Linked DNA regions of Homo sapiens: region 2 is linked to region 1. Evidence: chromatin loops called from intact Hi-C (ENCODE). Cell type or tissue: GM12878. All regions are shown on one strand. Links, peaks and the distances in the headings refer to the core of each region. The heading gives the core; the rest is flanking DNA. Region 1 has its middle 39 kb from the start of BTLA. Region 2 overlaps LOC124909408 (a long non-coding RNA gene).

Region 1 (5,392 bases), core at 100-5,099:
GGTTCAATGGTTTATTCCTAAGTCCTTGAGTCTCTTCTTTCTTTGACTTTGTCACTGTTTCTCCTGTTTTTCCAACATATCGATGCTTCTCCAGGGGCAGGGAGCTGTGGTGAAATATGTCAGGTCTGCCTAAGCTCCATAACTTCTCCCATCACTGTTGTTAGGAACCTCTAGATTCTCTAATTCTTCAATTCTCTTCTCCTGACAAATCTGAATACTTGTTTTTATCTGGAGATTTAAGCCCATCTCAGTCTAGGACACAGTCTGAAGGGGAATTATGTTAGAGACTCCTGCATTAAAATGCAGTTGGCTCAGAATCCAGCCTTTTTCATGCTGTTGGGCTCTGTGCTAGTTTCTCATACTACTTGTCTAATCTCTGGACATTGTCATTTAGATTCCTGACCTCCTGATTGTAGACTGCTCATTTTTGTCTCCTCCTGTGCATAGTCAACCTGATGACCATCTTGTACTCTGTCCTTGCCATGAGCGTATTATTTCTCCAATGTAGTGCCATATTTTTGCCTAGTTCAATTCCTTCCTTCTACTGATGGCCCAACGCTGATAACTGGGCAATTGCAAGCATCACCACTCTTAAGCAGGGCTTAATGAGACAATCCTGAGATGGTTTCAGCACAGATCCAAGGCTTTCTTATGCATACTACAGAGTCTAGAACAATCCCAAATTCTTCTCCATTGCTCCTCAAGTTGGTGCTGTGGTAAGAACATAGGTTCTGGAATCAGATTACTAGGTTGGGATTTAGTTTCTATCACTTATTAGTGATGAGAACTTGGACAAGTTACTTGATGACTGTGTGCCTCAGTTTCCTGATCAGTAGAATGAGAATGATAACCGCTTACTTCATAAGGTGACTGTGAGAATTAAACAAGTTGTACATTTAAAAGACTTAGAGCAGTGTTTGGCACATAGACAAGCAATAAATAAATGGTAGATATCAATTGTTATAAACATTTTATTATTGTCAAGGGATCATCAAGAATTACAAGAGGTAAAATATTGTGGAGTGCTTATAAATATATGATTACGAGCCATAGAAAGCCCTAAAGCATAGGTCTCAATTTCATATAGCAGTTAGTCAATCTGTGGGCCAGCTCCACTATTACTTGGAATACTTCCTTGGAAGAGATTGACTATAATACTTCTTAATTTGAACTTTTTAACTTTTTTTTTGAAAGATGCATAATAAACACCAATATTATTCAAATAAACTTAGGAATCATATGTTGTCCAATCACATTATAGCATACTATTCAAAGAAAACACACATTTCCAAAAGTTTAAAGAACAACGCAGTCTGTCATTATCCAGTTTGGAGCTAACATTTTTAATTGTTTTAAGGTAGATTGTCAATGGCAAATAAGAAAGTTTGAGGTTTCTAACCTCTATTTGGTTGTGACCTCATAGGGTTTGCTAAAATTCTACTCAATACTGTTCTTCCTTGTATTTAACCCCAAATAAAATCATTTATCAACTGTTAAACATAAGACTTGGATAAGTTTTAATAACATTGTCTAAAATAAAAATAAATTTTATGCCTTTATCAGCATGTCAGTTGTGCACATCTGTGATAGCCAAGAAGCTTAAAGAGAAAATCGTTGCCAATAGATCTTTCACAATGTTTTGTATAATATACAGGAAAGAACTTTGGCTACCTACATTGTATTTAAGTGGCAATTACAACCAAAATTGGTGTTATATTTTGTAATTCCCTCCCCATAACCTACTCTACAGCCACTGGCTGCCTGGCCAACAATCTCAGAATGTGCCATCCTGTTTTGAATGGCTCTTTTCTGCACTTAAAATTCTCTCCTCCCTTTTTTCTGGCTCTAAGAGAAGGCACAAATGACATTTTTTGACTTCCCTGAAAGAAGTAGTTGTTTCTTGTTTTTAATTCATTCAGTTCAGTAATTTAACATTCAGCAATTACTTACCATATTCCCAATCTAGGAAAAAGTCATTGTTTCTCTTTCCTCATGTTCTCACTTTAGCTTTGATATAAGGTCCTCCTATGATCTGCCCTCTTGCAGGCTTCTCCTTACAGAAAGAGGATTGATTTAACATACTGGTGTGATGGGCAGAGCTTCTCACCCTTTTAACCACATTAACCTCTGAAAGAACGTCTTGCATCAAAGGCAAGGAGGTTGTAGTTATATCTCTGACCCTCATCTGCAATCAAGGAAACTTGAAGCAGGCTGACATTCCCCACATGACTGGCTAGGTATCTTTCTGTAGACATAACTCTCCTATAAAGGGGTCCCAAAGTCAAGCAAGTTTAGATGGGGGAATGGGTAGGAAACACATTTTGGTTTGGGGCCCAAGCTGTGCTTGTCAATCCATCTTTATTATTAATATTATCCCCAATCTGACTCTTCCATTTTTCAGTTGGCTAACAATCTGTAGAGCCAGAAGAATGTGATTATTTAGGGTTCCCTCAAAACCCTCAGTCTCAGAAACATGAACTCTACTACAGTGAACAATATACATAGTTCTTATACTCAAGAAACTTAATATTCGATGGTGTTTTCACAACATTTTGCACCTATCTCCACAACAGAATTCAACAATGAGATTATAATTTTTTGTTTAACTTCTACTTCTTCATCTATACCATAAGCAGTGTCAGGCAGGAATGAAATCTTTCTCAACCATACTAACCTCAGAACCTAGCAAACTGGTAGGTGCTAATAGGTGGTTATAAATTGGGTGCAGATAAAACAATTGCCATGGAATGTTTCACCTGACCAACTTCAAAATAAGGGCCTGATTTTAAAGATTAACCCACAGAACTTATTTTTGAAACTGTAAGTTGATTTCTAGCACAGGACTTTCAGTTCTCATGTTCTCAGGTTTAGCAAAACTTCTATAAAATAGTACTGTGCTCTCTCACTTGTCATTTTTACTTTGTGGCCTTTCCTGTTTCTGCCTAAAATAGAACTTTCTAAATTAGTCTATCCTATAAATGTGACTTGGAGTCCTACCACACCTGACTTTGGGTGGGGAAAGATGGGTTCATAAAGGTTAAGTGGAACACAAGATTCACAAACATCAAAGTGCATACTGATTATCTGAAGATCTTGCTAAAATGTCGATACTTATTTAGCATGTGAAGGCTGAGATTCTACATACTAACAAGCTCCCAAAGGATTCCCATGTTACTGATTTGAGGGCCATCTTTTGAGTATCAAGAGAGTAGATGACTCACTTTGCAAACACAGTCATTCATTAATTAAACATTATTTAATCATAATATGCGCCAAACACTGAGCTAAAAAACTGAGGAAGAATGTGACATAGTCCTTGCTCATAAGAAGCCCACAGTCTAATATTATAGGAAACATAATAAGAAATAAGTGCTATGAATTATACTGAGAGGAAGAGAAGCCACATACTGAAATAAATTGTTTGCCAGTGGGAGCTAAACAAATGGCACACATGGATGTAAAGATGGAGAAAATAGACCCTGGAGACTGTGGAGATAGTGGGGAGGAGCTGAGGGTTGAAAAATTCCTACTGGATACAATGCCCAGTGTTTTGGTGATGGGTATACTACAAGCCCAACACTCACCATTATACATGTAATACCCATGTAACAAACATGCACATATACCCCTTGAATCTAAAATTTAAAAAAGAAAAAAAAAAAGACTACATGCAATCTAGAAAAAGAGACATATTTGATAAAGGTTGTTATCAAAACTATACAGAGAACTCTTAAAATTCAACAAGAAAATGAACAACCCAGTTAAACAATGGGCAAAAGATCTGAACAGACACCTCACTAAAGAGGATACATGGATTACAAATAACTATATGAAAAGATGCACAACAGTGTATGTCATTAGGGAATTCCAAATTAAAATAATGAGATACCACTACACACCTATTCGAATGGCAAAATTCCAAAACACTGACAACACTAAATGCTGGTTAGGATGTGAAATAACAGTAAGTCTCATTTATTGCCGGTGAAAATACAAAATGGTACAGTTACTTTGGAAGATATTTTGACAATTTCTTACAAAACTCAACATACTCTTACCATACAATCCAGCCATCATCCTCCTTGGTATTTACCCAAAGGAGTTGAAAATTGAAATGTGAGTCATAACCATAACAATGCTGTCTCACACCTGTCAGAATGGCTACTATTAAAAAGTCAAAAAATAAGACACTGGTGAGGTTGCGAAGAAAAGGGAACACTTATACACTGTTGGTGAGAGTGTAAATTAGTTTAACCATTGTGGAAAGCAGTGTGGCAATTCCTCAAAGAGCTGAAAACAGAACTACCATTTGACCCAGCAATCCCATTACTGGGTATATATCCAAAGGAATATAAATTGTTCTGTTTTAAAGACAAATACATGCTTATGTTCACTGTAGCACTACTCACAATAGCAAAGCATGGAATCAACCAAATGTCCATTAATGGAAGACTGGATAAAGAAAATGTGGTACATATACACCATGAAACACTATGCAGCCATGAAAAAGAATGAGATCATGTCCTTTTCAGGAACATCGATGGAACTAGAAGCCATTACCCTTAGCAAACTAAAGACTATTGCATGTTCTCACTTATAAGTGGGAGCTAAATGGCCGGGCGCAGTGGCTCAAGCCTGTAATCCCAGCACTTTGGGAGGCCAAGGTGGGCGGATCACAAGGTCAGGAGATCGAGACCATCCTGGCTAACAGGGTGAAACCCCGTCTCTACTAAAAAATACAAAAAAAAATTAGAAAATTAGCCAAGCGTGGTGGCGGGTGCCTGTAGTCCCAGCTACTCGGGAGGCTGAGGCAGGAGAATGGCGTGAACCCGGGAGGCAGAGCTTGCAGTGAGCCGAGATCACGCCACTGCACTCCAGCCTGGGGGACAGAGCGAGACTCCGTCTCAAAAAAAAAAATAAAAAATTAAAAAAAAAATAAGTGGGAGCTAAATGATGAGAACACATGGAAATATAGAGGGGAACAACAGACATTAAGGCCCACTAGAGGGTGGAGAGTGGGAGGAGGGAGAAGATCAGATAAAATAACTAATGGGTACTAATAGGCTTAATACTTGGGTGATAAAATAATCTATACAACAAACTTTCCATGACACTGGTTTACCTGTATAACAAATCTGCCCATGTACCCCTGAATTTCAAATTGAAGTTTTTCTAAAACCCTGCACACAAATGTTTAGAGCAGTTTTATTCATAATTGTCAAAACTTGGAAGCAACAAAAATGTCCTTCAGTAGATGAACAGATAAACTGTGGTACATTCTGACAGTGGAATATTATTCACCATTAAAAAGAAATGAACTATCAAGCCATGATAAGACATGGGGGAAACTTAAATGCATATTACTAAGTGAAAGAAGCAAATCTGAAAAGGC
Region 2 (5,392 bases), core at 287-5,286, 53 kb before region 1:
TCGTTTATATATTTTTAATAGTGAAATATTGTGTACACAACAAATAAATATATAGATGTATTAGGCATGCTGATAGAAGTACATCTTATAGATTCATAAAGACCTCCTTTTTTTCCTTTTTTTTTTTTTAAGCTCACCCTGGGCAGTTGTCAGCTAAATAGCCTTAAATTTGCATTTTAGAGGAAACAACTCAGGTGAAAATCAGATAACAAAATTTACATCATAAGGTATGAAGAGGGCCCAGTGGGCCAGCAAACTCCTGTAATCCCAGCACTGTGGGAGGCCGAGGCAGTTGGATCACTTGAGGTCAGGAGTTTGAGACCAGCCTGGTCAACATGGTGAAACCCTGTCTCCACTAAAAGTACAAAAATTAGCCAGGTGTGCTGGTGCGCTTGTAATCCCAGCTACTCGAGAGGCTGAGGCAAGAGAATCGCTTGAACCCAGGAGGCAGAGATTTCAGTGAGCTGAGATGGCACCACTGCACTCCAGCCTGGGCAACAGAGTGAGACTCTGACTCAAAAAAAAAAGAGTGTAAGAAGAGAAAGCCTGGTGAGCTGGAGGGAAATTAAAATGGATTTAATTGCCGATTGAACATAACATTATAGAAGTCTATTATAAAGGCCTTCAAATATATACAAACACACATATACAGACACACACACACACACACACACACACAGCTTCTACAGCTTTTACTTCAGTACTTTAGCCATGAGATAAATACAAATTTGCCAGCTCGCAAAAAACAAACAAACAAAACCTGTTAGATCCAAACAGTGGTTTTTATCTCAGCAGAAACATAACAGCAGATTTAAAGCAGGCAGAAAAGAAAATACAGAAAAAGGGGACCTGGGAACTCTATAGTTTACAGGTCCACCTTAGGGCTCTTTTTCCTTAATCTAAATGTGCACAAAGACTGTATTACTTCCATTTTACTCTGGCAAGTAAAGGTGCCGTAAAACCTATGGAGTGCACAAAAGTGGGTCATTCTCCTTGTTTTCTCCTCATTCTTAGATTGTTTCCTGGTTTTATGTATATATTTATTTATTTATTTATTTTCTTAAAAGGAGGAACTGAGCTGTGGCCTAGGGTTTTTGGGTGATGCATCAGTGTGTGCTGCTTGTGGGCAGGACTCCTCAGTGTGTCACCACTGAGTCGTTTCCACCCTCTTACGTGTCTCAGTTTCTCTCTCCAGAGGTCTATGACCTCTGAAAGAGCTCAAAATGCCAGGTGATCAGCTCTACAAGAGACTCGCTTCACCTTTAAGGGCAGCAATTCTTTTTTTTTTTTTTTTTTTTCTGAGATGGAGTCTTACTCTGTTGCTCAGGCTGGAGTGCAGGGGCATGATCTCGGCTCACTGCAACCTCTGTCTCCCAGGTTCAAGCGATTCTCCTGCCTCAGTCTCCTGAGTAGTTAGGATTACAGGCATGTGCCACCACACCTGGCTAATTTTTTGTATTTTTAGTAGAGATGGGTTTCATGTTGCCCAGGCTCGTCTTGAGCTCCAGACCTCAGGTGATCCACCCACCTTGGCCCCCCAAAGTGCTGAGATTACAGGTGTGAACCACTGCACCTGGCCAAGGACAGCAATTCTTTTAGCCTCAAGGCATCTTCTGAGCTTTGTCTTTGATGGAGCCGGTCTCTTTGGGCACTAGTATCATTATCCTATGTTTGGCTCCTAGGGTTATCCTTTAAAAAAATATGTCTTTTCCTAGCACCTAACAGAGTGCCAACTACAACATAGAAGGCCTTCAGGCTTTCATAATACTGTTTAACTAATACTTTTTCCCACTTTACTGAGGTATAATAGACAAATAAAATTGTACATATTTAAGTTGTATAGTATGATGCTTTGATGTACATATGCATTGTGAAATTATTGCCAAAATTAAGTTAGTTAACACATCCCTCACCTCACATAGTTACCTTTTGTGTATGTGGTAAAAACAAAGGTCTGCTCTCTTATTAAATTTCAAATTTACAATACAGTATTATTAACTTCATTAACAATTATCAAATTAAATAAATGAGTCCTGTTGCTGTCACCCAGGAGATGGCACTCTTAAGAGACAGCTCAGTGATGGATCAATGGCTGATAGTTGAGGCATCTGCTTTTATTATTATTGTTTTTGATTCATATGGGAAACCAATGTTTTCTTTACCTGTTAATGCCCTTTTAATATGGATGGTCTTTCCTAATCAGCAGTCTATGTGTAGCAGGACAAGCCGCAGACAAAACATCTCAGACACCGAGTTGTAGAAAGAAGGGCTTTATTCAGCTGGGAGCATTGGCAAGCTACTGCCTTAAAATCCGAGCTCCCCAAATGCACAATTTCTGTCTCTTTTAAGGGCTCACAACACTAAAGGTTTTACATGAAAGGGTCGTGACTGATTTGAGCAAGCAGGCAGTGACAGGGGCTGCATGCCCCGGTGGTCAGAGAGAAACAGAACAGGGCAGGGAGTTTCACAGTGTTCTTCCACACAATGTCTGGAATCTATGAATAACATCGGTTTGTAAGTTATGAGTTGATTTTTAACTACTGGGTTTAGGCCAGGCAGGCCCAGGCCTGGTTTTGGGCCTGACGCCGGGCTGCCTGTCTTTGGTTTTACTTCCTTGTTGTTTTTTCTTAAAACAGGTACTGAGTATAAAACAATATAAAATAATATGAGAGGTCTCTCTCTTCCCTCATATGGGCATCTTTCCAAACATCAGTTTAATTCTCCTGAGAAAGGCTGCCTCTTTCTGTGAATTCCCCAAAGTGAATTTCATATGTACTACCGAGACCATACAATGTATCAGGACATCTATAATGAACATTTGTTGGGTTTACCACCTGTAATCAAGATCTCATCTTGTGGTTACAGAACTCTGATTTTGTTTTGGGGGATTCCCTTCTCCTACCTTTCTATATGTATAAAGTTGATTTCATACCTGGCTCTGGGAGTGCACTTTTGGCCAAATCCTCATTCTAACAATACATTTTATTAATCGCTATTTGTTCTGGCCACAGTTTGATTCCAGAATGGACACAGGATCCAAGTCTGTGAAATCAAGATCTGTGAGATTCTATTCTAAGACTTTCTTAGAACTTTCTGAGACAAGGACTTTCCCTTTTCTCCTGGGTGTGGAGTTTTAAAGATAAGTGTTCTAGAGCTGCTGCAGTCATCTTGCAACTACAAGGACAGAGCATAACTAAGAATGGATCCTAATTAGAGGTGAACAAAAGTAGACCTAAAGAAAACAAAAGTAGGACCTAAAGAAAAATTGTCTAGGTCCTGATAACAGATATATATAAGCTTCTCATCCAGCTGCTCCAAAAGCTAAATATTCAGATTTTTTAGTTATATAGGCTCATACATTTACTTATTGCTTAATCAGTTCACCATCTTAAACATAACTTCCAACCTGGTTAATACTTGTCCAGCTATTACCAAATGTAAACAAGCATGAACAAATGAGAGACAGAAAATTAATGTTGGTGATATAGATTATAAGTAATGAGGAGTGTTCAGATATCGAGATAAAACATGCTTGTATCAGTCATTTGTTTAGTACTTAAGATAGGTTTTACAACATTTGAGATATGGCAGATATCTCAAAATATGAGGTGTCCATAAAGTGTGCAAACAGATACATATAACAAACTGTTGATATTACATTACAGTTGAGTAAAATAACATTGTTTCACATTATATAGACAACACTATCAGACTTAAATCCCTCTAAAAATCTAGGTGGGAATTCTAAGACTAATTACTTTGCAACGATATTGAAAAATACTTGGGTATGTACTAGGCAGGAAAATACCTACTGCATACAAAGTATTGTTTTGGTGATTTAAAAGATAGACAAAGGAAATAAAGAGAGAAAGAGAGAGGGAGAGAACGAGAGAGAGAAGGAGGGAAGGAAGAAAGGAAGAAGAAATATTTTGTATTTACTCTGTGCCAGAGTTCTGAGAACATGGAGTCAAAAAAAAAAAAAGAAAACAAAAAAACAAAAAAAAATACAACTCACTGTTCCTACCCTCAAGGAACTCAGTGAGGTATAAAAGATGAACATATAAACAACAAAATTATATATAATATATAGGTTAGGTTAGTGAAATGCAGGTATATGAGCCAGATATTATAAGAACAGAGAAGCACATCAAGTCGGTTTTTGAGGGAGAAAGCTTACCAGCACAGACTGACAGATGCACAGCTGCAAGGACACCAGACAGGGGAGATAGTTTCCAAACAAGTGGAAAATAGGGCAGACATCTCTTGAGGGAGGAAGACAACAAGAGACTTCAGAAGGGGTGGATCCAACAAAATCCAGTTTCCTCTCAAACTTACTTACCACGTCAGACATTCCTCCTTTGGAGAGACTACTTGAGGAGTGACAAAGGCCATAAAACGTTGGGCACAGGTAATGTTTTTTGTTCTCTTTATGGTTCTGGCTTAATGATTAAGCCTAAGGGCAACCAGAGGTGCGGAATCTCTCTTGGGAAGGATCAGATAATAAATTTATATATTTTATATATAATATATAAATATTTATTTTATGAGGACATAACATATTTTATGAGGGCAATCTTATTTCTACCTTCATGAAATTGCTTCCTCCAAATTCTAACCACACTTCAAAGTGAGGGAAAATAAATAGGTAGATAAGTTAAATATTAGTGATGTCTTTACGACCATACTCAATACAAGGCAATATCTGCCAATCCAACCATTTATCAATACAAAACAAATATTTTATCTCATTTGCCCAAATCTGTCTGCCTCTCAATTGAATCCAGACTTGAGAGCTGAGAAAATGAGTATTTAATATCATCTTAAAATCCCAATAGGAACATTTCAAATGGGGAGTGACATATGGTAGGTTACATTTTTCAAAGATTGTTCTGGCTAGTGAAGAATGTATATTAAGTGGTCAAAAGGAGAGTAAGGAGGGTTGGAAAACTGCTTCCACAGCAGGATGAAAGTATAGTGGCTTGGGCAAGGGGGATAGTAAAGGAGATGGCGAGGACTGGGTAAAAAGGATACATTCTTGAAGACAGTACTAGCTGATGCATTTAAAGTGCAGAAAGAGTAAGAGAGAAGTCATGGATAATTCCTAGGTTTTTGACATAACTAAATGGATGAGTGTTATTTACTTAAACAGAAAACACAGCAGAAGTGGGCTTGAAAAAGGAAGGAAATTAAGAACTTTGTGTTAAATACGACAAGTTTGAGATTTACGTAAGTCAGACATCTTGGTGAAGATAATCGGGTACAAAGCTGGTTCTGTTCGTCTAAACACAGATTTAGATGTGCACTAGAGATATATGGGGTTTGGTAACAGGTTTCAGGCATCCACAAGGAGTCTTTGAACGCATCCCTCACCAATAAGGCATAACTGCTGTAT

The links. A loop is a pair of places that touch in the nucleus more often than their neighbours do. Peaks named below come from ENCODE experiments on the same cell type or tissue, not always from the same donor. Only the 100,000 strongest peaks of a DNase experiment are listed, where the experiment ranks them.
Region 2: a loop joins it to region 1, with 6 times the contacts of the local background. A loop is called at or near these places in 2 of 110 quality-filtered maps.

What each region holds. Positions count from the first base shown.
Region 1 is chr3:112,457,833-112,463,224 of GRCh38, forward strand. No RefSeq gene overlaps it. Among named protein-coding and RNA genes, the nearest start is that of BTLA, 39 kb to the right of the region's middle. In GM12878, for the core only: no CTCF peak of the experiment used is centred there; DNase peaks (open chromatin) are centred at 2,159 and 2,959; H3K4me3 peaks cover 2,927 bases; H3K27ac peaks cover 4,687 bases.
Region 2 is chr3:112,404,897-112,410,288 of GRCh38, forward strand. The region is part of intron 1 of LOC124909408 (a long non-coding RNA gene); the gene reads left to right. Among named protein-coding and RNA genes, the nearest start is that of CD200, 74 kb to the left of the region's middle. RefSeq lists an enhancer at 1,385-1,907. In GM12878, for the core only: no CTCF peak of the experiment used is centred there; DNase peaks (open chromatin) are centred at 2,425, 2,858 and 3,125; H3K27ac peaks cover 1,830 bases.